Regions from separate parts of the Homo sapiens genome. Here regions 1 and 2 are each linked to region 3. A link is a loop called in an ENCODE intact Hi-C map of the cell type or tissue named here. Cell type or tissue: ovary. All regions are shown on one strand. Each heading gives the region's core, and the rest is flanking DNA. Links, peaks and the distances in the headings are about the cores only.

The links. Hi-C counts contacts between places; a loop is a spot of excess contacts. Peaks named below come from ENCODE experiments on the same cell type or tissue, not always from the same donor. Only the 100,000 strongest peaks of a DNase experiment are listed, where the experiment ranks them.
Region 1: it touches region 3 in a loop (6-fold over the local background); 75 of 110 quality-filtered maps call a loop at or near these places.
Region 2: a loop joins it to region 3, with 2.7 times the contacts of the local background. A loop is called at or near these places in 22 of 110 quality-filtered maps.

The regions. Positions count from the first base shown.
Region 1 is chr1:8,912,569-8,923,094 of GRCh38, reverse strand. The region is part of intron 1 of LINC03153 (long intergenic non-protein coding RNA 3153); the gene reads left to right. Among named protein-coding and RNA genes, the nearest start is that of LINC03153, 9.0 kb to the left of the region's middle. In ovary, for the core only: a CTCF peak has its summit at 4,809; no DNase peak of the experiment used is centred there.
Region 2 is chr1:8,928,879-8,939,404 of GRCh38, reverse strand. No RefSeq gene overlaps it. Among named protein-coding and RNA genes, the nearest start is that of LINC03153, 7.3 kb to the right of the region's middle. In ovary, for the core only: no CTCF peak of the experiment used is centred there; no DNase peak of the experiment used is centred there.
Region 3 is chr1:9,105,328-9,115,853 of GRCh38, reverse strand. GPR157 (G protein-coupled receptor 157) reads left to right here. Exons shown (of 4, transcript NM_024980.5): 2 at 4,365-4,578; 3 at 10,174-10,368. Among named protein-coding and RNA genes, the nearest start is that of GPR157, 19 kb to the left of the region's middle. RefSeq lists a silencer at 18-218 and an enhancer at 5,116-5,165. In ovary, for the core only: a CTCF peak has its summit at 4,927 (motif pointing left); a DNase peak (open chromatin) is centred at 4,923; H3K27ac peaks cover 411 bases.

The DNA of each region.
Region 1 (10,526 bases), core at 2,300-7,299, 190 kb after region 3:
CCGCCCAGTGGCCTTCCTTGCTGCACTTGAAACAAGGCCTGCGAGGGATGCTGCTATCAGATCTTTTGTGCCCTTCGGTACTATGCCTAGGCTGACAGATAGCCGCTGCTAGAAGCTGGTATTTAGCACAATCTCTTTGGGCTTTATTTAATTTATTTTGCTCAACCCTGTTATAAAGACTTTGAAAGCCAGGTTAAGGAGGTCTTGCTGTGGGGTTTGAGGGCTATCCTCGACCTTTTTAAGTTTGCGCCAAATGTCTGGGGCTGATTGGGAAATAAAATGAGTATTGAGGACAATAGTCATTTTACAGGAGGTAGGATCAACACAGGTATATTTTTGGGGAACCTCTGTAAGGTGGGAAAGAAACTCAGCAGGGTTTTCATCTGCTCTTTGGGAAATTTCTTTGAGTTTTTTTAAAGTTTACAGCTTTGTGAGCAGCTTTGTTAAGGCCTACAATGAGGCAAGTAACCATATGGTTTCAGGACGCTCGGCTGGGGTCTGTGGGTTGCTATTCCCAGGAAGGCTCTTCCTGGGGGACTGCTGCAGCCCCTACTGGCTTAGTAGGATCTTCCTGATGGAGGTCATTGGCATGTGCCTGGGCCGAGAGCCACACTCTTTCCTTCTCTTCCAGAAAGAGGGTAGAGAAGAGAATAATATAGAGATCATGCTAAGTAAGTTTATAAGACTGGCTGAGATATTTAAATTCTTTGATGTAAGTATTGGGATCAGAGGAGAAGGACCCAAGATGCTTTTTGATTTGGGAAAGATCAGTAAGAGAGAAACGAACATGGACATGGACAATTCCTTCAGCTCTTGCGACCTCTCGGAGCGGGAGTAAGGAAGGGCATCCCGGGTCCGGGAGCAGGTAAGAAGTGGAGACAGGGAGGACTTACAGTCTGAAGCCAGGTGGTTTGAGAGAGGAGGAGAAGGGGACAGAGCTGGAGCAGGGGCATACGGTGGAGGGTCGGGGTGATGGGGAGGAGGATTAGGGCGCGGTTGGGGAATGGAAAAGTCAGCAGGGTCAAAAGAAGAGGAGTCGTCGGTTGGAGCTGATGGGAGGGAAGCAGAAGACGAGTCAGGCTTGGAGCAGGCAGGGAGGATTTGGAAGGTTGAACAGGACTGGCAAAGAGAAGGATGGCAACAGAGGGTGAAAAAATCCTGGACATGAGGAATCTCAGACCAGTTTCCATTGCGATGGCAAAAGTTATCTAAGTCCCTGAGTACACTGAAATCGAAAGTGCCGTTTTCGGGCCATTGGGAACCACTGTCTAATTTATATTGAGGCTATGTAGTGTTACAGTAAAAGATAAGCCTCTTAGGACGGACCTCTGAACAGAGGCAGAGAGCATTGAGATTGCGCAGGAGACACCTGAAGGGGGTAATCTTGGAAAGGGTAGACTGAGAGGCTCCCATGGTGAAGGGAAGGAGAGGGTAGAGGAAGAAGAGACTGCCGATGACAAGAACGGCAGGAGAAGGCATCCCCTGTCCTGCCGATCGTGCCAGGAGAAGGGAGGTAACCCCCGAATCAGGCATCCCCGAGATGGAGGAACTAAAGGCCTGGAGGCTGGAGGAAGCCCTTGACCCAGCGCTGGGTCTTTCGGGCAAGAAAGAGTCGGTCAAGGATTCCAGGTAAATGGTAAGGGTCTCTCTTACTGACCCCTGTGGAGGCCCTGATGGTGGATGCAGTCGCCAGCAATGGTAGAGTCTAGGAGATTCTTCGGGTCTTTGGCAGGTTTGGGAAGGGGAGGACAGCTGGGAGAAGGGGTGATGGCGATGGGGAGTAGACAGAGAGAGAGAGAGAGGGAGAGTCCCTTAAGGATGTCCAGCCAGAGCCTATCCCCTTCCCGGGTTTCGGCACTAAAATGTAAGGGTTGCCGAGAGATAAGACAAGTAGACCCAAAGTCAGGCCAGCAAGTTTGTTAACCTGCCGGGCTGTTCCTTTATAGTCAGAGGAGGCAGCCCCGAGCTAGCAAAGCAGGGGATTGATATAGGGGGTGAGGCTTGGGGATTTTCCAGGTGGGACTATATCCTGGGTCTGTTTGCCTGGGTCTGTTTTGGAATTTTGCAAAAACAATCACTGGAATAGAACAAAGAAGACGGGTAATGGGGGCAGTCTGAGGAGGAAGTTATAGTGGTTTAGCAGCCTCACAGAGGAGTTACAAGAGCTGTTTGTGAGGCTTATGGGGGAAGGGAGGGGTAACTTGGTCTCTACCACTGACCTCAGGTGATTGGCCCACCTTGGCCTCCCAAAGTACTGGGATTACAGGCGTGAGCCACCACGCCCAGCCTGTTTTTTGTTTTTTGAGACAGAGTCTCACTCTGTCACCCAGGCTGGAGAACAGTGGCATGATCTCAGCTCACTGCAACCTCCCCCTCCCAGGTTCAAGTGATTCTCCTGCTTTAGCCTCCCAAGCAGATGGGATTACAGGGGCATGCCATGATGCCCAGCTAAATTTTTGTATTTTTAGTAGAGATGAGGTTTTGCCATGTTGGCCAGGCTGGTCTCAAACTCCTGGCCTCAAGTGATCTGCCCGCCTTAGCCTCCAAAAGTGCTAGGATTACAGACGTGAGCCACCCTGCATGGCCAGATTTCAACACTTTGACCTTCATGAACATAGATAGGCTTTTAAGAACAATTAAGCTGGGCCCAGTGGCACACACCTATAGTCCCAGCTATTTGGGAGGCTGAGGCAGGAGCATTCCTTGAACCCAGGAGTTCAAATACAGCCTGGGCAACTTAGCGAGACCCCATCTCTAAAATAAAACACATTAAAACCTTATAACTTGTAGACAGACCCTGTTGGTATAAATGACCCTGGTGTCCTTGGATGTGTTAGATTTAACCTATCAAGAGCCCCGGTTTACTTCCAACTTAATTTGTTGACCTTCATTCTTAACTTAAAAAAAAAAAAAAAGTTGACAGGGCACTGTGGCTCACACCTGTAATCCCAGCACTTTGGGAGGCCAAGGCAGGCAGATCACTTGAGGCCAGGAGTTCGAGACCAGCCTGGCCAACATGGCAAAACCTCATCTCTACTAAAAATACAAAAATTAGCTGGGCATGGTGGCATATGCCTGTAATCCCAGCTACTCAGGAGGCTGAGGCACAAGAATCACTTGAACCCTGAAGGCAGAGGTTGCAGTGAATCAAGATTGCACCACTGTACCCCAGCCTGGGCGATAGAACAAGACTCCATCTCAAAAAAACATTATATAAAAAAACGTTGCCGGGCACGGTGGCTCACACCTGTAATCCCAGCACTTTGGGAGGCTGAGGTGGGTAGATCATTTGAGGTCAGGAGTTCGAGACCAGCCTGGCCAACATGGTGAAACCCCGTCTCCACTAAAAATACAAAAATTAACTGGGCATGGTGGCAGACACCTGTAATCCCAGCTACTCAGGAGCTTGAGGCAGGAGAATCACTTGAACCTGGGAGGCGGAGGTTGCAGAGAGCCGAGATCATGCCGCTGAACTCCAGCCTGGACAACAGAGCAAGACTCCGACCCCCACCACCCCAAAAAAAATGTTAACAATATTCCTATAATGGACGATTTTCCACAGCCAAGAAGAATAAATAAAGGTACTGGTTTGCACATTCAGGCCTCTCTGAGCTACCCCAGCTGAGAGAAGAAATCAAGAGTACTTTTATCAATGAGGAAATGCTGATGCCAAAACTTGGTAGAGCTGAAAATTCATAATCATACTGCTCTGAAGTGAGATCAACTCTGTTCAGGGCAATTGACAAGGAAGTTGCTCTCTAGTAAAATTAAAAGACCAGTCATTGGGATATAAATAGTGACAATAAGCAACCACTTGCTTGCTTGCTTTTTTAATTTTATTTATTTATTTTTTTTTTTTTGAGGAGTTTCGCTCTTGATGCCCAGGCTGGAGTGCAGTGGCACAATTTCGGCTCACTGCAACCTTCACCTCCCGTGTTCAAACAATTCTCTGGTCTCAGCCTCCTGAGTAGCTGGGATTACAAGCACGTGCCACCATGCCTGGCTAATTTTGTATTTTTAGTAGAGATGGGGTTTCACCATGTTGGTCAGGCTGGTCCAAACTCCTGACCTCAGGTGATCCACCCGCCTCGGCCTCCCAAAGTGCTGGGATTACAGGCGTGAGCCACCATGTCCGGCCCACTTTCTTTATTTTAACTTTCTAGGTGAGCAAGCCCTGTACTGTCTGAGGCCAAAGGGTTCAAGGTTGCTCATTTTTCTTTCAGAACTGTTTTTTTTTTTTAAAGACAGGGTCTTGCTATGTTGCCGAGACTGGAGAGCAGTGGCTATTCACAAGTGCTATCCCAGCACGCTGCAGCCTGAAACTCAGTAGCTGAAACAACAGGCAGGAACCACCTTGCCCACCTCTTAGTTACAATTCTTGAGAGGTGTCCCTAAGAATACTTTATTTTAGATTTTTTTTTTCTGGCTTTGGTAGAGACAGAGTCTTGCTATATTGCCCAGGCTAGTCTTGAACTCCTGACCTCAAGCAATCCTCCTGCCTCAGCCTACCAAAGTGTTGAGATTACAGTAGTGAGCCACTGCTCCCAGCCTTACTTTAGATTTTTATATTCCTCCCGTAACAGCTGCTCCACTGAAATATTCTGGAAAACGCAAAGAAGCAGCCAGTGCTGTGTTTTTGTTTATCTTCAACTGTCTACATTTTCTCTGCTTCTCAATGTCTTGCTTGCAAAAACAAAGCAACTTTTGAAGGGTTTATTACTTGCTGCCGCATCCCCTGCAGTCAGGAGAACCACCACCATATTGAAGGCAGTCCTGTAAATATGCAGTTTTTCCAGCTGAAGCATTTATTGTACGCTCATGACACCCAGTGGTCAGAAAAATACTGTGCAGAATTTTTGTTATGTTTTTGTTTTTGTATTTGAGGCAGAGTCTCGCTCTGTCACCCAGGCTGGAGTGCAGTGGCACAATCTTGGCTGACTGCAACCTCTGCCTCCCAGGTTCAAGCCATCTTCCAGCCTCAGCCTCCCGAGTAGCTGGGATTACAGGTGCACACCACCATGCCCGGCTAATTTTTGTATTTTTAGTAGAGACAGGGTTTCACCATGTTGGTCAGGCTGGTCTCAAACTCCTGACCTCAGGAGTTTGATCCACCCACCTTGGCCTCTCAAAGTGCTGGAATTACAGGCATGAGCCATCGTGCCTGGCTAATGTTTGTATTTTTAGTAGAGATGGGGTTTCACCATGTTGGTCAGGCTGGTCTTGAATTCCTGAGCTCAAGTGATCTGCCCACCTCAGCCTCCCAACGTGCTGGGATTACAGGCGTGAGCCACCGCGCCTGGCCCTGTTTTTTTTGTTTTTGCTTCATACAAGATCCACGGTGTGACCGCAAACAGCTGGTTCTGCGGAGGGCTGAGGGATGGAAAGATATGGAAGCCACGAGGAAAGAGGAATGAGCCTGGTGTCTCCCTGATGCATTGCCAAGGAGACTCAGGGCTGGACCAAGAAACCTACCGGATGGTCAGGAAGCTGCCCAGAAACGGCTGTTTGGATATTGAGGCAATCCCATTTTCCAGACCATCAAATACTTGTTTACAGAGAACTTGATTTGTTTACAAACTCATATTGGGGTAAAATTAAAGTAATATAATACAACATTAACCTCTTTTTTTTCCTATTTTATAGAGACAGGGTCTTGCTATGTTGCCCAGGCTGATCTTGAACTACTGGGCTCAAACAATCCTCCCGTCTCGGCCTCCTAAAGTGCTGTGATTACAGGCACGAGCAACTTTTTTTATATATTTTTTTCTTGAGACAGAGTCTCAGTCTGTCGCCAGGCTGGAGTGCAGTGGTGTGATCTCGGCTCACTGCAACCTCCAACTCCCTGTTTCAAGCAATTCTCCTGCCTTGGCCTCCCGAGTAGCTGGGATTACAGGCACGAGCCACCACACCCAGCTAATTTTTGTGTTTTTAGTACAGATAGGGTTTCACCATGTTGGCCAGGATAATCTCAAACTCCTGACCTCGTGATCTGCCCGCCTCGGCCTCCCAAAGCGCTGGGATTACAAGCGTGAGCCACCGCGCCCGGACTTTTTTTTTTTTTTTTTTTTTTTTTTTTTTTTTGATACATAGTCTCCTTCTGTAACCCAGGCTGGAGTGCAGTGGCGCAATCTCAGCTCACCACAGCCTCCACCACCCAGGTTCAAGTGATTCTCCTGCCTCACCCTCCCAAGTTGCTGGGACTACAGGCGCGTGCCACCATGCCCGGCTAATTTTTGTATTTTTAGTAGAGACAGGGTTTCATCCTGTGCGCCAGGCTGGTTCGAACTCCTGGGCTCAAGTGATCCTCCTGCCTCAGCCTCCCAACATGCTGAGATTACAGGTTTGAGCCACTGTGCTGGACACATTAACTTTTTTTTTTTTTTTTGAGACAGAGTTTCGCTCTTGTCCAAGCTGGAGTGCAATGGCAAGATCTCGGGTCACTGCGACCTCTGCCTCCTGGGTTCAAGTGATTCTCCTGTCTCAGCCTCCTGAGTAGCTGGGATTACAGGCACCCGCCACCACACTTGGCTAATTTTTTTCTATTTTTAGTAGAGACGGAGTGTCACCATGTTGGCCAGGCTGGTCTCGAACTCCTGACCTCAGGTGATCCACTCACCTCAGCCACCCAAAATGCTGGGATTACAGGCGTGAGCCACCGCACCTCACCACATTAACGTTTTTAAAAAGTACACTTCAGTGGCATTTAGTACCTTCACAGATGCTGCGTACCAGCCCCTCTATCTTGTTCCAAAACATTTTCATCACCCCGAAAGAAAACCCCGTACCCATTAGCGGTCATTCCTCATTCCCCCCTCCCCATCCCTTGACAACCACTGATCTGCTTTCTGTCTTGATAAATTCACCTATTCTGAATATTTCGTATAAAGGGGATCATTCATATATTTCACATAAGCGGAATCATGATCTTTATGTCTGGCTTTTAACACTTAAGGTCATGTTTCTGAGGTTCATCTACGTTGTATCACACATCAGTAGTTAATTTGTTTTCACGGCTGGATGATATTCTGTTGTATACGTATATACCACATTTTGTTTCTCCATTCATCTGTTGATGGAATTTTGAGTAATTTCCACTTTTTGGCTATTGAGAATAGTGCTGCGATGAACATTTGTGTGCAAGTATTTGTTTGACTATCTGTTTTCAGTTCTTCGGGGTGCGTACCTAGGAATGTAATTGCTGGGCCACAGGATAAGTCTGTTTAACTTTTTGAAGAACTGGTGATAGATTTTTAGACCCCTTGAAATTAATAGAGAATTGTATTTAGACTAGCACCACATTTTCCCAAATGAACAGTTGATTTTTTTTTCCCTTGAGCAATTTTCTTTATTATGTATATCTGACTTGTTAGCTCGGTCTCGAAGTACCCATGGGAATGAATGCAGATGGACAGGATAAAAGAACCCATTCAGGGGAAAGTTAATTTGCCTAAAGATTCCCTGTTGCTATCTGTTTAGCTTGAGTGACAGCTCAGCAAACAGAAATCTTTGCTCCAAATCTTTGTTATGATCTCTGTCATAACATTTTGTTTGAAAATCGCCTCCAGACCTAAAATGAATTTGAGCAGCCAATGTGAATTAATTAAGCTGAAAAGAACTCTCAAAACAATGATTTCTCTGATGTGTTTTTATCCAAACCTTCCAGGTCACTAATTTGTCCTGTTTTCTTTAAAAGGAGAAAATAATGAAGGGGTGTATTTGGTGCCCTCTACAGTAAAATATCTTTGATATCAGTGGAGAAGGAGCTGCTTGGCATAAATGAATGTTCTTGAAAACTCGAGATGACCCCTTTAAACTCACATTATAAATCTGTTAACCCTTTTTGGATGAAAAGTTTTCTAAAACCAAGTGCTCAATTTCCTGGCTTGTTTGGTTCAGATGTTACCCACTGTGTTGACAACAACCATTTTTGCTTGATTGTTTTGATACAGTCTCGCTCTGTCGCCCAGGCTGGAGTGCAGTGGCATGATCTGGGCTCACTGCAACATCCGCCTCCTGGGTTCAAGCAATTCTCAACCTCAGCCTCCCGAGTAGCTGAGACTATAGGCACACGCCATCATGCCTGGCTAATTTTTTGTATTTTTAGTAGAAATAGGGTTTCGCCATGTGGGCTGGTCTCTCGAACTGCTGACTTCAAGTGATCTGCCAGCCTCGGCCTCTCAAAGTCCTAGGATTATAGGTGTGAGCCACCGCACCCGGCCAATTTCCTGCCTTCTTAAACAGAAGATGCTGTGTATGATGAACATTATTTGTTGGACTAACTTTGAGCTCAGTGGTCTTCTCAAGAGCTCAGAGCTTGAAAAGCGTGCCTGTAATTTACTTCAAAAACCCTCAGCACCAACTGTACGTGTCACTTAGCTTCAGCCTGCTTTCTAGGGGCAGTCAGCGCTGCGGAATTGGGAGCGCGAAATTCCAGGGGTGATTAGAACCTACATTTGAAAGACTCAACAAAAGCCACTCTAGCTCTATCTCCAATCCACACCAGATGGTTTGTTAATTAGCACAATGAGAGCTAAGAATGATTTTTCATTGATAAAATGAGTAGTGTTCAAGGCCATTGAACCAGCACCGATTACTCTCTGTGGTCTAGATGCCCCTGCCTTTGTATGAGCAAATCCAGTGAGCCCTGGATGTCATTTTAATTTTCAAATAGCCATACTTTCGAAAAGCAAAAAGAGCTGGGCGCAGTGGCTCACGCCTGTAATCCCAGCACTTTGGGAGGCCGAGGTGGGTGGATCAGCTGAGGTCAAGAGTTCGAGACCAGCCTGACCAACATGGTGAAACCCCATCTCTATTAAAAATACAAAAATTAGCCCGGCGTGGTGGCACGCACCTGCAATCCCAGCTACTCGGGAGGCTGAGGCAGGAGAATCACTTGAACCCGGGCGGCGGAGGTTGCAGTGAGCCGAGATCACACCACTGCACTCCAGCCTGGGCGACTGAGTGAGACTCCGTCTCAAAAAAAAGAAAAAATAAAATTAAAAGTGAAAAGAAACAGAGATGCAAAGGCCCAGACCTCATGTCTCAATTTGGGACCAGAGCTTCATTGCAGAAACGGCCTCAGTTCCAGCAACACTGGGTTCTCCCTCTGCCAGGTCCTGCCTTCCTCACTACCTGGGGGAGTCTTTTCCGAGAAAGACACCCCCAGGCACCCTCTGTAGAGTGTTTCACGGGACACCAGGACTCAGCTCAGTTTAGGAAGTTCTCCCTCTATGGGGTGAGCCTCTGCAGTGTGCAACACCATCTCCCTACCACGTAGGTAACGCGCAGGAGAGGAGCATGCTCGGAGGGAAACCAGAAGGGTTATTTCTCAGGTGGAAACCAGTCTCACTCCACGTGTTTGCCAAAGCCAGAATGGGGCTCTGCAGTCCTGACGCTTTGGTCTTTAGAAGGTAGACAATATGAGCTCACTAAGAAAACAAACCAGGGAGTAAGTTATCTGCACTTTTTAGCAAACACGCACACGGTCAGGTGCAATGAATGGCTCACTGCTCTTGGCCAACCTGTTAAATTCCAGGATTTGGGGAGGCTGATGGGAGGATTGCTTGAGGCCAAGAGTTTGAGGCTGCCATGAGCCATGATTATGCCACTGCACTACAGCCCGGGCAACAGAGCAAGACCCTGACTCAAATTTTAAAAACTTTTTAAAGAAAAGAAAACACACCCACACCCACCCACCCCCGCACAAACACACACACACACACACAGCAATCAGTAAGAATAACACTGGGATGGCCGGGCGCATTGGCTCACACCTGTAATCCCAGCACTTTGGAAGGCCGAGGATGGCGGATCACTTGAGACCAGGAGGTTGAGACCAGCCTGGCCAAAATGGTGAAATCCCATCTAATTTTTGTCACCCCATTTAATCTTTGTAAACATACAAAAATTAGCCAGGTGTGGTAGCACACACCTGTAGTCCCAGCTACTCGGGAGGCTGAGGTAGGAGAATCGCTGGAACCTGGGAGACGAAGGTTGTGGTGAGCCGAGATCGCGCTCCTGCACTTCAGCCTGGGCGAAAGAGCGATACTCAGTCTCAAAAAAAAAAAAAAGAAGAAGAAGAAAAAAGAAGAACACTGGGATGATTTCTGAGGAGTTTCCCATGTAGTAAAATGTAGTTTTAAAATACTCAGTGAGAATAGCAAGAATCTTCTAGAGACCTTAATCACCCTGGGTCTTTGGGCCACTTTCTTTTTTTTTTTTTTTTTTTCAGAGTAAAGTGAATGCAAGTTTATTAGAGGAGAAACAAAAGCTACTCCATAGAGCAGCCCCAAGGGCTACTGGTTGGTTATTTTTTTTTTTTTTTAATTGATCATTCTTGGGTGTTTCTCACAGAGGGGGATTTGGCAGGGTCATAGGACAATAGTGGAGGGAAGGTCAGCAGATAAACAAGTGAACAAAGGTCTCTGGTTTTCCTAGGCAGAGGACCCTGCGGCCTTCCGCAGTGTTTGTGTCCCTGGGTACTTGAGATTAGGGAGTGGTGATGACTCTCAACGAGCACGCTGCCT
Region 2 (10,526 bases), core at 2,437-7,436, 180 kb after region 3:
ATAGAACAGGATTTATTAAACAAAAGGAAAACTCTCAGCAAAGAGAGGGGTCCTGAAAGCGAGGCAGAAATTTAAAAATAACAATCATAATAATAAGTACTGCACTTATTCACCCCAAGAAAAGTAAAAGCTAAGGCCCAGAATGTGGCAAGGCAAGGTTTCAAAAGAAAAAGAAAAGGACAAGTTTTCCTCTGCTTAGCAAGCTCATTTCAAGGACTGTTAACAACGCTGTCGGAATAGCCAAGGCCAAAGGAATGGGCTCCAGACACTCCCCTGCTTCCAGAGCAAGGTTGAGGGGGAAAAAAGAGAGAAAGACAGATTATTTTACTGTTACTCTTTTCTCAGTCTTCTTAAGCATTATTATGTTTTACAAATGTCTGTATTTAGCCAGCTCTTGTTTTTCTTTCGATGCAGCTGCAAGGCCACCAGCTATGTAAGGTCACAAATTATGTTATGCTATAGATTACGTGACCTGTCACTGTATGATTAACTGCTTTTGTTTTGCTTCTGTAAGGCCACTTATAAAAACCCCACTCTGTCTTTGTTCAATGCTCAGCTTTTTGGATGTGAGTCCACTGAGCCAGTGCATACCGAAAATAAACAATCCTCCTGTTTCTCTCATATTGGTCTCTCCATTCCTCAGTTTATTGCAACAAAAGCAAGTTGCCAGAAACAGGGCTGAGTTCTGTGTCTTTTATGCCGCAGAAGCCAGGAAGTCTTTTGTGGGCTTTGCTCAAATGGGAGGGTAAAATTCCCTCCTAGGAGTGTTGCATCTGTATACGCCTGGGGTTGGCCAGAGTGACTCCATCTTGGTTATTATCCATGAGTGCCTAAACAAAACCCACCAGGGGGCTAAAACCACAATGCTAATGTTATGTTAATGACATTATAATGAGCTGGGTCAAGTGAAGGACATTTAGGTTGATTTATTGCACCTGCGCCTTGGTTGGGACAGTCACTTTTGAGCAACATCCTGGCACAAGGGGAAATTCTTAACCACATTTCTTCCCTTTAGCTGTTCTTCAGTTGTTTCTGTGAACATTGTCCCACTCTGTCCTTCTCCAGAGACCCTCCCTCTCTATCTGCCTAACCAGCTGCTAACTGCCCCCTCCCTCACTTCCTCCTTTGATCTTCTTGACCTCCCTCATATTACGGTCCTTGTGATTACATTTAGGGTCTACCCAGATAATCCAGGATGATGAGATGAGACTTAGTCACATATGCAAGTCCCCTTTGCCGTGTAATGTAACATACACAGGTTCCAGGGGATTAGGATGTGGACATTTTGGGGGGGGTCATTATTCAGCCTACCACAAAGATATTGGGAATTACCAAGATAAATTAAACCATGAGTTGCTGAAAATTGGATTTAGACTTCAGAGAACGGAGTAATAACTCAGCAATGTCATGAAATATACCAGGAATGAAGAGTCATAGAGGAGCCAAATGAACAAGGGCTAGCCTGTCCAAAGAATGTACTATTGCCAGGACATTTTTTCTGAGCTCTTAATGGTCACAGTGATATGACTAGAGTCAGCTGACTAGACTGGAAAAGTCCTGGTAACCTGCAAAACAGTAAAGAGAGAAGCAGGGTCAAACACCCAGTGTGAGCCGGGCTCGCTGGCTCACGCCTGTAATCCTACCACTTTGGGAGTCTGAGGCTGGTGGATCACTTGAGCTCAGGAGTTAAAGACCAGCCTGGGCAACATGGTAAAAACCCATCTCTACAAAAAATACAAAAATTAGCCAGGTGGAGCTGGGCACGGTGGCTCACACCTGTAATCTCAGCACTCTGAGAGGCCGAGGCAGGCAGATCATGAGATCAGGAGTTCGAGACCATCCTGGCCAATATGGTGAAACCCTGTCTCTACTAAAAATACAAAAATTAGCTGGGCCTGGCGGCACATGCCTGTAGTCCCATCTACTCGGGAGGCTGAGGCAGAAGAATCACTTGAACCCAGGAGTGGAGGTTGCAGTAAGCCAACATCATGCCACTGCACTCTAGCCTGGGTAACAGAGCAAGACTCCGTCTCAAAAACAAACAAACAAACAAACAAACAAAACAAGCCAGTTGTGGTCGTTTGCACCTGTAGTCCCAGCTACTTGTGGGGCTGAGGTGGGACAATCGCTTGAGCCCAGGAGGCGGAGGTTGCAGTGAGCTGAGATCACGTGACTGCACTCCAGCCTGGGCACCAGAGTGAGACCCTGTCTCAAAAAAAAAAAAGACCGTGCTCAGACCAGCACTCCTTGAATGTGGCCTCCCTCACCCAAGATACAAGAGTCAACTTTTGGCTGAATCACAGTTTGGCATGAAGAGGGAAGCTCCACATCAGAAATATACAGTCTTGTGGCCGGGCGCAGTGGCTCAGGCCTGTAATCCCAGCACTTTGGGAGGCTGAGGCGGACAAATCACCTGAGGTCAGGAGTTCGAGACTAGCCTGGCCAAAGTGGTGAAACCCCATCTCCACTGAAAATAAAAAAATTAGCCAGGCGCATGTCTGTAATCCCGGCTACTCAGGAGGCTAAGGCAGTAGAATCACTGGAACCTGGGAGGGAGAGGTTGCAGTGAGCCAAGATCACACCACTGCACTCCAGCCTGGGCAACAGAGTGAGACTCCATCTCGAAAAAGAAAAGAAAAGAAAAAAAAAATATGCAGTCTTTTACTTAGTGTCCACACAAACTTCTATCATATTTTTTTCTTCTATTTATTTATTTATTTATTTATTTATTTTTGAGACAGAGCCTCACACTGTCACCAGGGCTGGAGTGCAGTGGCGCGATCTTGGCTCACTGCAACCTCCACCTCCTGGGTTCAAGCGATTCTCCTGCCTCAGCCTCCCAAATAACTGGGATTACAGGCACTCGCCACCACGCCTGGCTAATTTTTTGTATTTTTAGTAGAGACAGGCTTTCACTATGTTTGCGAGGCTGGTCTCGAACTCCTGACCTCGTTATCCACCCGCCTCAGCCTCCCAAAGTGCTGGGATTACAGGTGTGAGCCACTGTACCTGGCCCCATACTTTTTTTTCTTAGAGTCTTACTCTGTCACACAGGCTGGAGTGCAGTGGTATGATCAAAGCTCACTGCAGCCTCAAAATCTCAAGTTCAAGTGATCCTTCTGCCTCAGCCTCCCAAGTAGCTGGAACTACAGGTTTGCACCACCATCCCCAACTAATTTTTAATTTTTTGTAGAAATGGGGTCTCACCATGCTACCCAGTCTGGTTCCAAACTCCTGAGATCAAGTGATCATCCTGCCTTGGTCTCCCAAAGTGCTGGGATTACAGGCATGAGCCACTGCACCCAGCAAACTTTCACATATTGATCTAAAAATAAAAGAGATGTAATAGGGAGAGAGACTCTGTTTCAAAAAAAAAAAAGTCAATATACAAAATACAATTGTATTTCTGCAAAACAGCAACAATTAGAAAATGAAATGTAAAGTTTTTTTGATTTTAAAAATTATACCATTACAAGAACTCTGCATGGTCTTTGTAACTTTTCTGTAAATCTAAAACTATACTAAAATTAAGTTTCTCTTTAAAAACTTCTACCACTTTACAATGTCATCAGAAAATATCAGACACCCATGAATAACTCTAATAAAAGATTATTACTATTTTAGACAGGGTCTCACTCTGTTGCCCAGGCTGGAATACAGTGGCATGATCTCAGCTCACTGTAGCCTCTACTTCCTGGGCTCAAGCAATCCTCCTGCCTCAGCCTCCTGAGAAGCTGGGATTATAGTCATGCATCACCACACCCAGCTAATTTTTTTTGCACTTTTTGTACAGATGGGTTTTTGTCATGTTACCCAGACTGGTCTGGAACTCCTGAGCTCGAGTGATCTGCCTTGTCTCATCTTCCCAAAGTGTGAAATTACAGGTGTGAGCCACCACACCTGGCCAAAGATTACTGAGAGAAATTCAATACCTGAATAAACGAGGGAATTGGCAAGAATTTTTTTCTTCAGTCTCTGTGCTACTAGAATTTCTTTTTTTTTTTTTTTTTTTTTTTTAAGAATTTCTTGGTCGAGCACAGTGGCTCATGCTTGTAATCCCAGCACACTTTGGGAGGCCGAGGCGGGCAGATCACAAGGTCAGGAGATCGAGACCATCCTAGCTAACACTGTGGTTTACTACAAATACAAAAAATTAGCTGGGTGTGGTGGCACGCACCTGTAGTCCCAGCTACTTGGAGGCTGAGGCAGGAGAATCGCTTGAACCCAGGAGGCGGAGGTTGCAGTGAGCTGAGATTGTGCCACTGCACTCCATCCTGGGCGACAGAGCGAGACTCCGTCTCAAAAAAAAAAAAAAAAAGAATTTCTTAAACAGGGCTGGGTGTGGTGGCTCACGCCTGTAATCCCAGAGCTTTAGGAGGCCAAGGCAGGCAGATCACCTGCAGTCAGGAGTTTGAGATCAGGCTGGCCAACATGGCAAAACCCCATCTCTACTAAAACTACAAAAATTAGCGGGGTGTGGTGGTGCACGCCTATAATCTGTGCTACTTGGGAGGCTGAGACAGGAGAATTGCTTGAACCCAGGAGGCAGAGGTTGCAGTGAGCTGAAATCATGCCATTGTACTCCAGCCCGGGTGACAGAGTGAGACTCTGTCTCAAAAAAACAAAAAAGAATTTCTTAAACAGAATATTAAAAAAAAGAGATTATAGGCCGGGCATGGTGGCTCATGCCTGTAATCCCAGCACTTTGGGAGGCCGAGGCAGGTGGATCATAAGGTCAGGAAATCGAGACCATCCTGGCTAACACGGTGAAACCCCATCTCTACTAAAAATATAAAAAATTAGCCAGGCGTGGTGGCAGGTGCCTGTAGTCCCAGCTACTTGGGAGGCTAAGGCAGAAGAATGGCGTGAACCCTGGAGGTGGAGCTTGCAGTGAGCCGAGATCGAGCCACTGCTCTCCAGCCTGGGTGACAGAGCAAGACTCCATCTAAAAAAAAAAAAAAGAAAGAAAAGAGAGAGAGAGAGATAATCTGAGCAACACAAAAGTTAAAAACTCGAGGGGCATGGTAGCTCTCACCTGTACCCAGCACTTTGGGAGGCCAAGGTAGATCACTTAAGGCCGGGAGCTCAAGATCAGCCTGGACAACATAGCAAGACCACATCTCTACCCCCAAAAAAGAAAAACTAAAAACTTTAGTTCATCCAAACATGTCATACCAAGTGAGATGCCAAGCCCCATAGTAGGAGAAGATATTTTCAGTACATGTAACCAACAAATGACCCATATCCAGAATATATAAAGAACACTTACAAATAAATGAGAAAAAATCCAGCTCATATTCAAATAGGCCAAGACTCATGGTACCTTTCAAAAGAGGATTTCCAGATGGCCAATTAACATCTGAAGAGGTTCAACCTCTTTAGTGACAAGAGAAATGAAAATTAAAACCATAGTGATACCACTGCAAAGTCACCCTCACCCTGCTGGCAAAAATTTAAAAGGCTAACTGATATGGTTTGGCTGTGTCCCCACCCAAATTTCATCTTGAATTGTAGCTCCCACAATTCCCATGTGTTGTGGGAGGGACCCAGTGGAAGGTAATTGATCATGGAGGAGGGTCTTTCCCGTGCTCTTTCTCTTGAGAGTGAATAAGTCTCACAAGATCTGACGGTTTTATAAGAGGGTGTTCTTTGCACAAACTCTCTTTGCCTGCTGCCATCCATGTAAAACATGACTTTCTCTTCCTTGCCTTCCACCATGATTGTGAGACCACCGCAGCCAGGTGGAACTGTGAGTCCATTAAAGCTCTTTCGTGTATAAATTACCCAGTCTCGGGTATGTCTTTATTAGCAGTGTGCAAATGGACTAATACACTGACAATACCAAATGTTAGCAAGATTTCAAAGCAATGCGAACTCTCATACATTGCTAGTGAGGGTGCAGGAAACAGGTTCAGCTACTTCGGAAAACACTATCTACTAAAGTTGATATATCCAAATCCTATGACCTAACAGTTCTGCTCATAGGTATATACCCAACAGGAATCTGTACATTTGGGTGCCAACAGACATGTATAAGAACGCTCATGGCCGAGCATGGTGGCTCTCACCTGTAATCCCAGCACTTTGGGAGGCTGAGGCAGGCAGATCACTTAAGTCCAGGAGTTTGAGACCAGCCCGGGCCACATGGCAAAACCTCATTTCTACAAAAAATACAAAAATTAGCCAGGTGTGATGGCACGTGCCTGTAGTCCCAGCTACTCCAGAGGCTGGGGCTGGAGGATCACTTGAGTCCAGGAGGAAGAGGTTGCAGTAAGCCAAGATCATGCCACTGTACTCCAGCGTGGGCAACACAGCCCATCTCAAAAAAAAAAAAGGAATGTTCATAAAAACCCTACTCATTATACCCCCAAATTGGAAACAACCCAAATAGCCACTAATAGCATAATGGATAAATAAATGGTGCTACGTTCATACAACAGAATGAATTAGCTACAGCTATAGGCAACAACATGGATGAATCTTAGAATATGTTGATGAAAAAAGCCAATCATAGAAGAAGTATAGAATCTGATTCTATTTTTATAAAGTTCCAAAATGGACAAAGCTGACCTATAGTGTTAGAAATGATTGGAAGGGGGCCTCCAGGAGAGCTGGGCATGATTTTGACCCAGGAGACAAGTTACTCAGGGGTGTAACAGTTATTTCGGGGTATAACTTTCTTCTGGTGATGCTGGGATTACAGGTGTGAGCCACCATACCTGGCCAATTATTAACGTTTTAAGTTTTATCTACTGAAAATTGCACAAATTATAAATGTACAGTTCACAAAATCATCTCAAATGGAGGCAGTAGCAGGAGGATCGCTTGAGCCCAGGAGTTCGAGGCCAGCCTAGGCAACATAGTGAGATCCCACCTCAATTTTAAAAATTAAAAAAATTAAATGAGGTCAGACGCGGTAGCTCACACCTGTGATCCCAGCACTTTGGGAGGCCGAGGCTGGTGGATCACCTGAGGTCAGGAGTTCAAGATCAGCCTGGCTAACATGGTAAAACCCCTTCTTTACTGAAAATACAAAAATTAGCCCAGCACAGTGGCACATGCCTGTAGTTTCAGCTACTCAGCAGGCTGAGGCAGGTGAATCGCTTGAACCTGGGAGGCAGAGGTCACAGTGAGCCAAGATGGCACAGTGAGCCAAGATGGCACCACTGCACTACAGCCTAGGCAACAGAGCAAGACTCTGTCTCAAAATAAATAAAATAAAATAAAACAAAATAAAATAAAATAAAATAAAATAGGGCCAGGTACGGTGGCTCATGCCTGTAATCCCAGCACTTTGGGAGGCCGAGGCAGGTGAATTACCTGAGGTCAGGAGTTCAAGGCCAGCCTGGCCAACATGGTGAAACCCCATCTCTACTAAACATACAAAAAATTCATTGGGCATGGTGGCGGGTGCCTATAATCCCAGCTACTTGGGAGGCTGAGGCAAGAGAATCACTTGAACTTGGGAGGTGGAGGTTGCAGTGAGCCGAGATCATGCCATTGCACTCCAGCCTGGGGGACAGAGGGAGACTCCATCTCAAAAAAATAAATACATAAACATAAAATAAAATAAAAAATAAAGTGGCCACCGACTTCCCAGCCCCTCTGTGGCTAAAGGTAGACATGTCATGCACTTTATCTAATGGGATTCTGAGAGGTGCATGCTGTGATGAAGATGAACGCTGGAAATATTACACTAAGTGAAATAAGCCAGGCACAAAAGAACAGATGTTATATAATTCCACTTATATGAGGTAACTGGAATGGATATATTCATAGAGGCAGGAAGTAGAATAGTGGTTAACAGGGGCTGGAGACAGAGGGGAATGGGGAGTTATTTTTTGATGGATACGGGGTTTCAGATTGGGATGATGAAAAAGTTCTAGAAATAGATAGCAGTGATGATTGCACAACAGTGTGACTGGACTTAATGCCATCAAATTGTACACTTAAAAGTGGCTTAAGGCCAGGTGCAGTGGCTCACATTTGTCATCCCAGGACTTTTGGAGGCCAAGGCAGATGGATCATTTGAGGTCAGAAGTTTGAGACCAGCCTGGCCAACATGGTGAAACCCCGTCTCTACTAAAAATACAAAAAATTAGCCAGGTGTGGTGGTGCGCACCTATAATCCCAGCTGCATGGGAGGCTGAGACAGAAGAATCGCTTGAACCAGGAAGGCATTGGTTGCAGTGAGCTGAGATCATGCCATTGCACGCCAGCCTGGGCGACAGAGTGAGACTTGGTCTCAAAAAAAAAAAAAAAAAGTGGCTTACATGTTTAGTTTTACAAGATGAAGAGTTCTGGAGATTGGTTGCACCACAATGTGAACATGCATAACTGAACTGTACACCTCAAAATGATTAGAAGATTAGGACGGGACGCGTGCAGAGGCTCCCGCCTGTAATCCCAGCACTTTGGGAGGCCGAGGTGGGCAGATCACCTGAGGTCAGGAGTTTGAGACCAGCCTGGCCAACATGGTAAAACCCCACCTCTACTAAATTTACAAAACTTAGCCGGGTGTGGTGGCGGGTGCCTGGAATCCCAGCTACTCAGGAGGCTGAAGCAGGAGAATTGCTTAAACCCGGGAGGCGGAGGTTGCAGTGAGCCGAGATGGCGCCATTGCATTCCAGCCTTGGAGACAAGAGCGAGATTCCATCTCAAAAAAAAAAAAAAAAGGTTAGGATGGTAAATGTTATGTTGTGTATATTTTACTGTGATTAAAAAAAAAGTTAATAATGAAAAGTTCTTTGTCCGTTAATTTGAGAATGTAGATCAAATAGACAAATTCCTACAAGAATATAACTTAACAATGTTTAAGAGGAGACAATCAGAATAATTCTGTATTTATTAAAGAAATCAAACCAACGGTAGAAAACTATTCTCATGAATCAAAAACAAGCCCATAACATATTATGGGCAAGTTTTCCCAAACATTGAAGAAACAAACATTTCCAAAATTACATAAAACATAGCTTAGACAGGGCTAGGTAAACCACAGCTTGTGGGCCCAATTTGGCTTTTACGTATCGTCTGTGGCTACTCTCACACTCTAACGGCTGCGCCAAGCAGTCACAACAGAGACACAGGGCCTGGAAAACCCAACATGTTTACCATCTGGCCCTTTACAGGAAAAGTTTGCCAAAAACAGAAAACTCTCTCCAACTCATTTTGTGAGGCTCATATATCTTTGGCACCCAAATCTAACAAGAACAGCATGAAAAATAATTATAAGCCAGTGCCATTCATGAACTCAGATGTAAAAATCCTAACAGGATTGAATAGAAGGAATGAATGAATAAATGGCTGAATGATCTTCCCAAGACTTTTGTAGTTTTCAGACCATATTTGCTGGGCTTTTTTGGTCCCTTATGTAAGTGTCATCTTTTATTGATCAATCTCTTCCATTTACTCAACTGTGGCAGACACCAATCCCCTTCCCTTGCCCCCTTCCCAGCCCCTCTTGTGGCTAAGGGCAGACATGTCACTCACTTTTAGCTAATGAGACATACAGGGCCCTGGAGACACTTTTGGGCAAGGTTTTGCTTTCTTATAAAAATAGGCAACTGGGCACGGTGGTTTATACTTGTAATCCCAGCACTTTGGGAGGCTGAGGCAGGAGGAACACTTGAGGCTAGGAGTTTGAGACCAGCCTGGGCAACAAAGTGAGACTCCATCTCTATAAAAAATGTAAAAAATTAGCCAGGCATGCCAGCTGCAGTGGCTCACGCCTGTAGTCCCATCACTTTGGGAGGCCAAGGCTGGTTGATCACTTGAGGTCAGGAGTTCGAGACCAGCCTGGGCAACATGGTAAAACCCCATCTCTACTAAAAATACAAAAATTAGCCAGGTGTGGTGGCATGTGCCTGTAGTCCCAGCTACTCAGGAGGCTAAGGTGGAACCAGGAAGTGGAGGTTTCAGTGGGCTGAGATCACACCACTGTACTCCAGCCTGGGTGACAGAGCAAGACTCTGTCTAAAAAAAAAAAAAAAATTAACCAGATGTGGTGGCATACACCTGTGGTCCCAGCTACTGGGGAGGCTGAGATAGGAGGATCACTTGAGCCCAGGAGGTAGAGGCTACAGTAAACTATGATCGCGCCACTGCAGTCTAGCCTGGGCAACAGAACCAGACCCTGTCTCGAAAAAAGAAAAACAAAAAACAGGCCAGAGGAGAGCAGGGGAGCGTGACAGCATTGCTTCACCTCCCTTCTTTGGTCCTAAAATTAGGTCTGATGCCTGGAGCTGTGGCAGCTATCTTGCAGCCATGAAGATAAAAAGCCAGCATGCTGACGACAGTGGAGCAGAAGAGAAGAAGAGCCTGGGTCCTCAAAAGCTCCATAGGGCACCTGAGGCAGTGCCAGCAATTGCCACCAGATGTCTTGTTTTCCAAGAAAAATTACTCCTCTTTCTTTCTTTTTTTTTTTTTTTTTTTGAGACAAAGTCTTGCTCTGTCACCCAGGCTGGAGTGCAGTGGTGTGATCTAGGCTCACTGCAACCTCCGTCTCCTGGGTTCAAGCAGTTCTCTGT
Region 3 (10,526 bases), core at 1,914-6,913:
TATCTAAAAAAAAAAAAAAACTGTGGGCCAGATTTGGCCTGAGAGCCACAGTTTGCTGGACCCCTGATCTAGACTTAAGAAAGTAATGGAGAAGACATTAAAGGTATAGATTAAACTTAAGTGTTACTTATCTCTGAGCTTAAGAAGAGATGGCAGCTGTGTTGGGGCAGGCAGAAAACCCAGTATGTAAAAAAGAGGTAAGGAGAAGAGACAGGATCATGGAGCAGAAACAAATTGAGGAAACAGTCTCCCAGTGTGGGGGGAAGAAAACTCGTACCTGATTCAGCAAAGAAGTTGCTCATGTCACCAACCAGTGACATGAGCAACCAACATATGTCTTGTTTTCTATGTCTTCCTTACTTCATTTTCATCCCGTTAAGGGAAATGAAAGCATCAATTAACTTCATGCCACGGAGCGCTCTCATTTGCTGATTGCATCCACAGGTTGGCAAAATCCAGGGTTTGGCTGAAATCAACAAAAGCATTCTGTGAGAATCAATTGGCTGCATGAAATGGACAATAAAGAAGGAGTATTATTATTGTATACTTTATTATTATTTATAAATTGTATGCTTCACATCCTGCAGGTGAAATTTATACATTTATATGTGTGTGTGTGTAAACATGCATACATGCACACATGCACACGTCTATGTTTTTCTGGAGAGCCAGTTGTGAAATGTTCCCAACACACCACTGTCCATGCCTGTACATGAGTCAGTCTGGCTCAGCCCGCTTTGCAGGATCAGTGGACCATTCCACCCTCTCCATTTCCACCGGCTCCCTGATTCTACCTCTTACCTCCTCTCTCTCAAATACCACCCTCTGGCAGCTTCTGGCCCTCACACAGCTGCTCCTTCTGTGTGTTCAAACAACCCCTCCCTGTTGATCAGGCCCATATTCTTTTATTCTTTTTTTTTTTTTTTTTTTTTTGAGACGGAGTCTCGCTCTGTCACCCAGGCTGAAGTGCAGTGGCACAATCTTGGCTCACTGCAACCTCTGCCTCTCAGGTTCAGATGATTCTCCTGCCTCAGCCTCCTGAGTAGCTGGGATTACAGGTGTGTACTGCCACGCCTGGCTAATTTAAACCCACATTCTTAACCCTTTCAAAACCCTCTGCCTATTTGACCTTCCCTTTGGTTATTTCCCAGCACAAACTCAGTATCACAGAAGAAATCTACCGCCTTGTAGCTTTAGTACTGCAACCCTAAAGTTACAGAGTGCGGTTCCGTGTGGTCCCCCGGTTTCCCATGAGGGCCCGTCGGGATGCAGAGGGAGCCCAAAGGAGTGCTGTGCCGACCGTGACCCTCCCAGGCCCAACTCAGAGGGGAATCCCCTATTTGAGTGACCCCCAGCTCCAGACCAGCCTCCTGCAGGGGGACTGTTCCTACATACAGTGCTCACCTCCTTCCCAGAATTCCTTAGCGGAATCCTGCAACTGTAAAGTAACGAGGAACAGCACATTATGACTAGAGGATTGGCGTGGTGGCACTTGAAGAGCCGATTACTTTTTTTTTTTTTTTTTTTGAGACAGTCTCACTTCGTCACCCAGGCTGGAGTTCAGTGGCGCAATCTCAGCTCACTGCAAGCTCCACCTCCTGGATTCAGGGGATTCTCCCGCCTCAGCCTCCCACTAAGATGGGATTACAGGGACGCACTACCACACCTGGCTAATTTTTGTATTTTTGGTAGAGACGGAGTTTCACCATGTTGGCCAGGCTGGTCTCGAACTCCTGACCTCAGGTGGTCCACCTGTCTTGGCCTCCCAAAGTCCCAAAAGTCCTGGGATTCGGGCGTGAGCCACCTCGCCTGGCCTGTCATGAGTTTTAAAACAACCCTTTCTTTTATGGGTGGTGTGTGTGTGTGTGTGTGTGTGTGTGTGTGTGTGTGTGTGTGTTTGGTTTTTTTTTTGAGACAGGGTCTTGCTCTGTCACCCAGGCTGGAGTGCAGTGGCGTGATCTCGGCTCACCGCAACCTCTGCCTCCCAGGTTCAAGCGATTCTCCTGCCTCAGGCTCCCAAGTAGCTGGGATTACAGGCATGCACCACCACGCCCACCAATTTTTGTACTTTTAGTAGAGATGGGGTTTCACTATGTTGGCCAGGCTGGTCTCAAACTCCTGACCCCAAGTGTTCTGCCCACCTTGGCCTCCCAAAGTGTTGGGATTACAGGCATGAGCCACCGCGCCTGGCCTTTTGTGGTCTTTTTGCTCCTGTGTCTTTGTGACTTCCAACAGGACATGCTGCCTCCTGCCACCGAGGCCACTGAGGGTGATGTGACTCTGCCATCAGCCCTCCTGCCCTTCCCTACAGAGGCCAGTGGGGACTGGAGAATGCTGCAGAGGGGATGGTTGGCCAGGGCCCCTCTGTTCTGGAAGCATCCTGCATGAGGCCTTCCCAGTCCCAGGGAACTGACTTTTCCCTTCCATCCTCATCCCTGCCTGGCCTGCTCTGCCAGCCCTGCAGCATTTGGGAGAAACCCTTGAAGCACAGTTCTCCTGGCCTCATTCTGGCCTCAGATTCATGTTGAACTCTGATCTCACAGTTATCATAGTATCATTCCTGTTTACCTAAGGCTTTGCGCTCCAGGCACCTGACCTAGGACAGGGGTACTTGTGTCTTCTTCCCAGGACAGAAACCAGACGGGCCCCACGCAGCACCAGTGTCTGCACCACAGGCCTGAACCCTGGGACAGCAGGACGTGACTCACAACAGTCACGACAGCAGCAAACACTCACACACCTGCCTGGCCCTGTGCTCTGTACACACATGTATTTGTTCTCATAACGACCCGACAATGACACCCTGTAGTCACTGTCGTCATCCACACTTTGCAGAGAACCTGGCATGTTGAGGCTAAATAACTTGCCCAAGCAGGGGCAGAAGTGGGACTTGGATCCAGCCCGCTGCACTAAAATCCAAGCCCACTACACTAAAATCCAAGCTCTTAACTACCCCACTACCTGCCTCTCTCAGGAGCCACTATAGCCTTTGTGTGCTCCATTGCTATGTAAGGAACAGACTGGTTCAAGGACCACAGGGAAGGGGCCTACTCCTGGCTGTGTGGCTGGCTGTGGGAGAGCGCTCTAGAAAACTGAGCCTGGGCTGGACATGGTGGCTCAGGCCTATAATCCCAGCACTTTGGGAGGCTGAGGCAGGTGGATCACCTGAGGTCGGGAGTTCAAGACCAGGCTGGCCAACATGGTGAAACCCTGTCTCTACTAGAAATACAAAAATTAGCCGGGCGTGGTGGTGCACGCCTGTAATCTCAGCTACTTAGGAGGCTGAGGCAGGAGAATCGCTTGAACCCAGGAGGTGGAGGTTGCAATGAGCTGAGATTGTGCCACTGCACTCCAGCCTGGGTGACAGAGCGAGACTCCGTCTCAAAAAAAGAAAACTGAGCCCAACACTGCCCTTAGAGGGGCCCCTACCTGAGCTTTATGTTTTCAAAGGTCCCCGTTGACCCTTGCCAGGTTCTGTTCCCCGCCATTGTGTAAGAAGTCCTCAAGGCCAAAGGGACACACTGCCCAAAGCCCACGTTCCCCCTCCTAGAGCCTGCCGAAGGTAAGCAGAACCCTGGAATTCCCTGCCCAGGCAACCCTAAGCCCCCAGTGTGTGCACTCCTAGACCCAAGGGCTGACCAGGGGGCGCTGATTGTTTGTGGCACATTTGCACGAGCATGGACAGGTGTTCGCACGCTGGTGCCCAAGGCTTCCTGGAACAGAAACCAGACAGGCCTCACGCAGTACCACTGTCTGCACCACAGGCCTGAAACCTGGGACAGCAGGACGTGACTCACAACAGTCACGACAGCAGCAAACACACACCTGCCTGGCCCTGTGCTCTGTACACACATGTATACAAAACTCTTCTTTTTTCTTTTTTTGAGATGGAGTCTCACTCTGTCACCCAGGCGGGAACGCAATGGCACAATCTCAGCTCACTGCAACCTCCACCTCCTGGGTTCAAATGATTCTCCTGCCTCAGCCTCCCAAGTAGCTGAGATTACAGGTGTGCACCACCACGCCCAGCTAATTTTTGTATTTCTGGTAGAGACAGGGTTTCACCATGTTGGCCAGCCTGGTCTCGAACTCTGTACACACATGTATGCAAAAGGAGCTGGGCACACGCTGGGAGCTGGCTGTCCCACGTCACTCCATTCTAATGCCAGTCCCCGAAGAATTCTAAAGTAGAGCCAGGCTCCCAGGGCAACACCTACCCCTTCTTATTTTCCAGGGCCACTGTGCCATCCAGGCTCTGGAGAGCATCCCCTTTCTGAAGGGCGTCCTCCGTCATTTTTGCGAAGGCTGACATTGCCGGGAGCCATGGCCTGACCCCGATGCCTCTTTCTCTCCTCCTTCCTCAGCTGGGGGGTCCCGTTGGTCATCACTGTGGCAGCCGTCGCCCTGAAGAAGATTGGCTATGACGCCTCGGACGTGTCTGTGGGCTGGTGCTGGATCGACCTGGAGGCCAAGGACCATGTCCTGTGGATGCTGCTGACGGGGAAGCTGTGGGAGATGCTGGCATATGTGCTGCTGCCTCTGCTGTACCTCCTGGTCCGGAAGCACATCAACAGAGCGGTAGGCGCTGCCCTTAGAGCTCAGGGCCCTCTGCATGGCCGCTGTGCCCAGGTGCAAGGCCTGGCATTGAGTTTGGCCCCCCGAGGGGACAGGTTGCGTCTCTGGGGACAGAACCAGTGATGGGCCAGAGGGGACCAGGCACTTACTGTGCACCAGACACCATGCAACACGCTGTGTTACACGGATCGTGCATTGGTTCCCACTGCCCCGTTAGGAGCCGGGTCCTGTTACTCCTTTGTAGATAAGGAAACGAGGCTTAGCCGATTAAGGGCCTGTGGGGGCACAGGGCTGCTGCAGACAGGGCTGCTGTGTCCTTGGTCATGGCCCTCTCCTGCCCCCTGGTGGACGGCCTGTGGTGGCTGCTTAAACTTGAGGAATTTAGCTAAAAGGTGAGGACAGACCCAAGGCCGGGCTGCCCCAGGGGAAGGGAAGACTGTGGAATTTCACAATCAGTGACGCAAATAACTCACCTAACTTTTCCTAGTGATTTATTATATCCTAAATGGCAGGGGTTTCCAGAATTCAGAAATGAGTAGGCTGGGCTGGCTGGAGAGCCTACGAAAGAATGGCTTTCCTCTGACACCTTGGCCCAGTTCCTCCTTGTTCCTGCCTCCCAGTCTGCACATGTGGAACTAGGGGCTTCCTCCTGGCCACAAGCAAACGCCTGCAAAAGGCCACAGATTAACCCATTCTTTGATCCACTCGGTCACTCATTCTGTATGTTATTTTAGTTTTATTTATTTATTTATTTTTGAGACAGGGTCTTGCTCTGTCGCCCAGGTTGGAGTGCAGTGGCACAATCTCGGCTCACTGCAACCTCTGCCTCCCAGGTTCAAGTGGTTCTCCTACCTCAGTCTCCCGAGTAGCTGGGATTATAGGCACGTGCCGCCACGCCCAGCTAATTTTTGTTCTTTTAGTAGAGGCAGGGTTTCACCATGTTGGCCAGGCTGGTCTGGAACTCTTGACCTCAAGTGATCCGCCCACCTCGGACTCCCAAAATGCTGGGATTACAGGCGTGAGCCACCGCGCCCGGCCTCATTCAGTATGTTTTTACCGAGCATCTCCTAGCACCAGAGTGCTGTATAGCATGGGAGTTCATCTTGAGGACTCAGACATGGATCCTGCCCTCCTGGAGAGAGGCAGAAGTGCAAGTAACTACAGGCAAAGATTCAATGTGAGGAGTGGCTGGGGCAGTAAGATAGGTCCAGAGGAAATGCTCTGAATTTAGACTTCCGGGCTCATCCTGCAGGCTTGCTGGAGTGAGTCCCTGTGTTTCTATTTGCCCTCTGAGTTTTCAGGGCTGAAATTGTAGGAGGGTGTGTACCCATCTTGTAGGCCATTCTGTCTACCCAGCAGCCATTTCTGAGTCAGGAGGCACCTTGCAGCTGTGGCCATCTGGACACCTAATCCCCACCCTCCACTCCCGTTGTGTCTTCTCGCGTCAAGACCTTTAGTTTTCTCTTTTCTTTTTGCTTGGAAATGTAACCAGTTCTCACCCGCCCTAGACCCCACTTCTGCCTCAGGTGGAGTCCTTGCTGGAGATGGCTGTGGGACTTCCCATTGGTCTGAAATCTTCTTTTTGGACTGGGTGCAGTAGCTCATGCCCATAATCCCAGCAGTTTGGGGGGCCGAGGTGGGTGGATCACTTGAGGTCAGGAGTTCCAGACCAGTGTGGCCAACACAGTGAAACCCTGTCTCTACCAAAAATAACAAAAATTAGCTGGATGTGGTGGCACACACCTGTAGTCCCAGCTACTCGGGAGACTGAAGCAGGAGAATCACTTGAACCCAAGAGATGGAGGTTGCGGTGAGCCAAGATTACGCCACTGCATTCCAGCCTGGGCGACAGAGCAAGACTGCACCTCAAAAAAAATAAATAAAAATTAAAATTAAGGCTGGGCATGGTGACTCATGCCTGTAATCCCAGCACTTTGGGAGGCCGAGGCAGGTAGATCACCTGAGGTCAGGAGTTCAAGACCAGCCTGGCCAACATGGTGAAACCCCGTTTCTAATAAAAATACAAAAATTAGCTGGGCGTGGTGGCAGGTGCCTAGAATCCCAGCTACTGAGGAGGCTGAGGCAGGAGAATCACTTGAACCCAGGAGGCAGAGGTTGCAGTGAGCCGAGATTGCACCATTGTACTCTAGCCTGGGCCACAGAGCAAGACTCCATCTCAAAAAAAAAAAAAAAAAAAAATTAGGGCCGGGTGCGGTGGCTCACGCCTGTAATCCCAGAACTTTGGGAGGCCGAGGTGTGCAGATCACGAGGTCGGGAGATCGAGACCAACACGGTGAAACTCTGTCTCTATGAAAAATACAAAAAATTAGCTGAGCGTGGTGGTGGGCACCTGTAGTCCCAGCTACTCAGGAGGCTGAGGTAGGAGAATGGTGTGAACCCGGGAGGCGGAGCTTGCAGTGAGCTGAGATCGCGCCACTGCACTCCAGCCTGGGTGACAGAGAGACTCCTTCTCAAAAAAAAAATTAGCTGGTGTGCTGGTGCATGTCTATAGTCCCAGCTACTTGAGAGGCTGAGACAGTGAGGCAGGAGGATCACTTGAGCCTGGGAGTTCACTGTATTCCAGCCTGGGTGACAGAGTGAGACCCTGTCTCAAAAAAAAGAAAAAATGAAATGATCTTTTGTCTTCTTCTAGACTTTTATTAGTAGTTGGTCTCCTGCCCAGGTGATGGATGCCCTTCTCACCTCCTCTTCTTTTCCACTGCCCTGGAAAGTTTCCGGGACCCCTGATGAAGTATCCCAGGCACTCCGCCAGGCCCTGCCCAGGACTCTCCTCTACAGATGCCCTTTGTGTGTCTTTCTTTCTGCCTTTCCTTTGGCAGGGCAGGAAGCCTGCGGGGCTGAGGCTGACCCTTACGGGTGACAATGGGTCCTCTTTTCCAAATCAGCAAGTGTTTCAGAAAAACGGGATCGAAGTGGGCAGGGAGCTGAGAATGTGCTAGTTGCCTCTAGCTAGGAATGAGCCAAGAATCGGTGAGCTGGAGGAGGAGGAGGAGGAGGAGGGCGGCTCTGAGCAGGTTAGTTGCAGAAGATTGGGGGCTGAGAGATACCACGATGCAGCAGTGACTCCACAAGACACCAGGTGCTGGCAGAATACCTTGGGCGTCTCCCCTCCCCTGGGCCGTCAGCATCCCAGGCACAGGACTGGCTCAAAAATGCATTTTTTGTTTTAGAGGCAGCGTCTCACTGTGTTGCCCAGGCTGGAGTGCAGTGGCTCAATCTTGGCTCACTGCAACTTCCACCTCTGGCTCACTGCAACTTCCACCTCAGTCTCCTGAGTAGCTGGGACTACAGGTGTGTGCCACCACACCTGGCTAATTTTGTTTTTGTTTTTAAGGCAGAGTCTTGCTCTGTTGCCCAGGTTGGAGTATAATGGCAAATCTGAGCTCACTGTAACCTCTGCCTCCCGGGTTCAAGCAATTCTCATGCCTCAGCCTCCCAAGTAGCTGGAACCACAGGTGTGCGCCACCATGCCTCGATAATTTTTTTGTATTTTTAGTAGAGACAGGTTTCACCATTTTGGCCAGCCTGGTCTTGAACTCCTGGCCTCAAGTGATCCAGACCATCTTAGCCTCTCAAAGTGCTGGGATTACAGGCATGAGCCACTGTGCCCGCGCCTAGCCTAATTTTGTATTTTTAGTAGAGTCGGGGTTTCACCATGTTGGCCAGGCTGGTTTTGAACACCTGGCCTCAAGTAATCTGCCCGCCTCAGCCTCCCAAAGTGCTGGGACTACAGGCATGAGCCACTGCTCCTGGCCAATGCCCAGCTAATTTTTAAATTTTTTGTAGAGACAGTGTCTCACTCTGTTGCCCAGGTTACTCTCAAATTTCTGGGCTCAAGCGATCCTCCTGCCTTGACCTCCCAAAGTGCTGCAATTTCAGGCATGAGCCACCACTCCTGGCCAAAAAAAATCACGTGTTCATCATGAGCAGTTTCATCTATTTTTACAAATTCAGCTTTGATCTGGAAGGAATCTCCTCCTTCCTCTCATGAAAGACATTCCCAGGAGGAAAGCCAAGTCTGGCTCGAGCTCACGTTTTTGTTCTCCTTCTGGAGAGGAGGTGGGTGGGCTGGGGGTACAGCAGGCCCTCCCTGTGCAGGGAGGGGGCTTGCATTCTGGAGGGGAGGACGATGATAAGCAATAAGCCCAAGGAACAAGGGTGAATAACATCGTGGGACTGAGGGTGAGACAAACTGTGGGAAACAGACTAAAATAAAAAGCGGAACGTGAGGATGGGACTGTCTAGGAAGTGCACGTGCAGTTATTTATGTATTTATTTATTTACTTATTTATTTTTGAGCTGGAGTTTTGCTGTTGCCCAGGCTGGAGTGCAGTGGCGCGATCTTGGCTCACTGCAACCTCCATCTCCCAGGTTCAAGCGATTCTCCTGCCTCAGCCTCCCAAGTAGCTGGGATTACAGGCACGTGCCACAACAACCAGCTAATTTTTGTATTTTTAGTACAGATGGGGTTTCACCATGTTGGCCAGTCTGGTCTCGAACTCCTGACTTCAAGCAATCTACCCACCTCGGCCTCCCAAAGTGCTGGGATTCCAGGCATGAGCCTTTGCACCCGGCCTCTGTGCAGTTTAAATAGGGGTGTCGGGCCTTATCCAGAAGGTGCTGCTTGAGCAAAGTCTTGAAGAGGGCCGGGGGGAGCCCTGGGGACAGATGGAGACGGGCATTCCAGAGCAAGGGAGCAGCCAGTGCGGAGCCCTGGGGCGGGGGTGCTGCGTGTCTGCAGCATAACAAGGAGGTCGGTGTGGCTTCAGGGTTGGCCCCACTGTGACCATAAGGGTTGGCCCCGCTGCGACCGTAAGGAGCATGTGGAGTGGGGAGCGCTGAAGAGCTCCGAGTGGAGGACTCACTGGAGCAGACTCGGGTTTTCAAGCAGCCCTGCTGCTTCTGTGTTGAGAATGGACTGTAGGGGGGAGCAGGAGGGGGTGGCAGAGGCGGAGGAGGGAGCCCATCCAGAGACGTGGTGACGTGGCCTGGACACGGGGGCAGTGGCAGAAGGTGGCAGAAGTACCCAGAGTCTGGATCTGTTTTGAAGTTAGAGGTCGGCACGGTGGCAGCTCATGCCTGTAATCCCAGCACTTTGAGAGGCCGAGGCAGGAGGATTGCTTGAGTTCAAGAGTTTGAGATCAGCCTGGGCAACATAGGGAGACCCTGCATCTATTTTAAACAAAAAAAGAGGGCTGCAGGACTTGCTGGGGATCGGATGTGGGCTATGGGACAAAGAAAGGGGTCAAAACAGAGCCCCAAGGCTTTGGCCTGGGCAACGAGAAAGCTGTTGTTTCCATGAGCTGAGACTGGGAAGGGAGCATTGGCCTCAGGGGTCAAGATCCATCTTCTGTCTTGGATGTGAGCTGTTTCAGATGACTTTGAGACCTCCATGTGGAGGTGGGGACTGGGCAGAGGATCTAGCAGTCAGGGTTCAGGAGAAGGATCCGGGCTCCACCACACATCTCCCCTACCTCCCTGAGCTAGTTCAAGTCCCTGGGAAGACCTGGGCAGCCTGGGTGGACGTGGCGGGAGGGTGCCTATCCACTCAAGTCTGCCCTCGCTGTCCCCACACAGCACACGGCACTCTCTGAGTACCGGCCCATCCTCTCCCAGGAGCACCGCCTGCTGCGCCACTCCTCCATGGCGGACAAGAAGCTGGTGCTCATCCCGCTCATCTTCATCGGCCTCAGGGTCTGGAGCACCGTGCGGTTCGTGCTGACCCTCTGTGGCTCCCCGGCCGTGCAGACGCCGGTGCTGGTGGTTCTGCATGTAGGTCTGCCCTCCCTGGCCCTTGTCGTCCCTGCCCCCAGAGGAGGCACAGCCTGATTCCTTCCCGCAGCACAGTGGCTGCACCCCAGTGTCGGCCAAGGCACAGCTGCAGGGAGGAGCTCGGCCCCACTGTGCTGTGCCTTCCTCTCTGCCTGAGA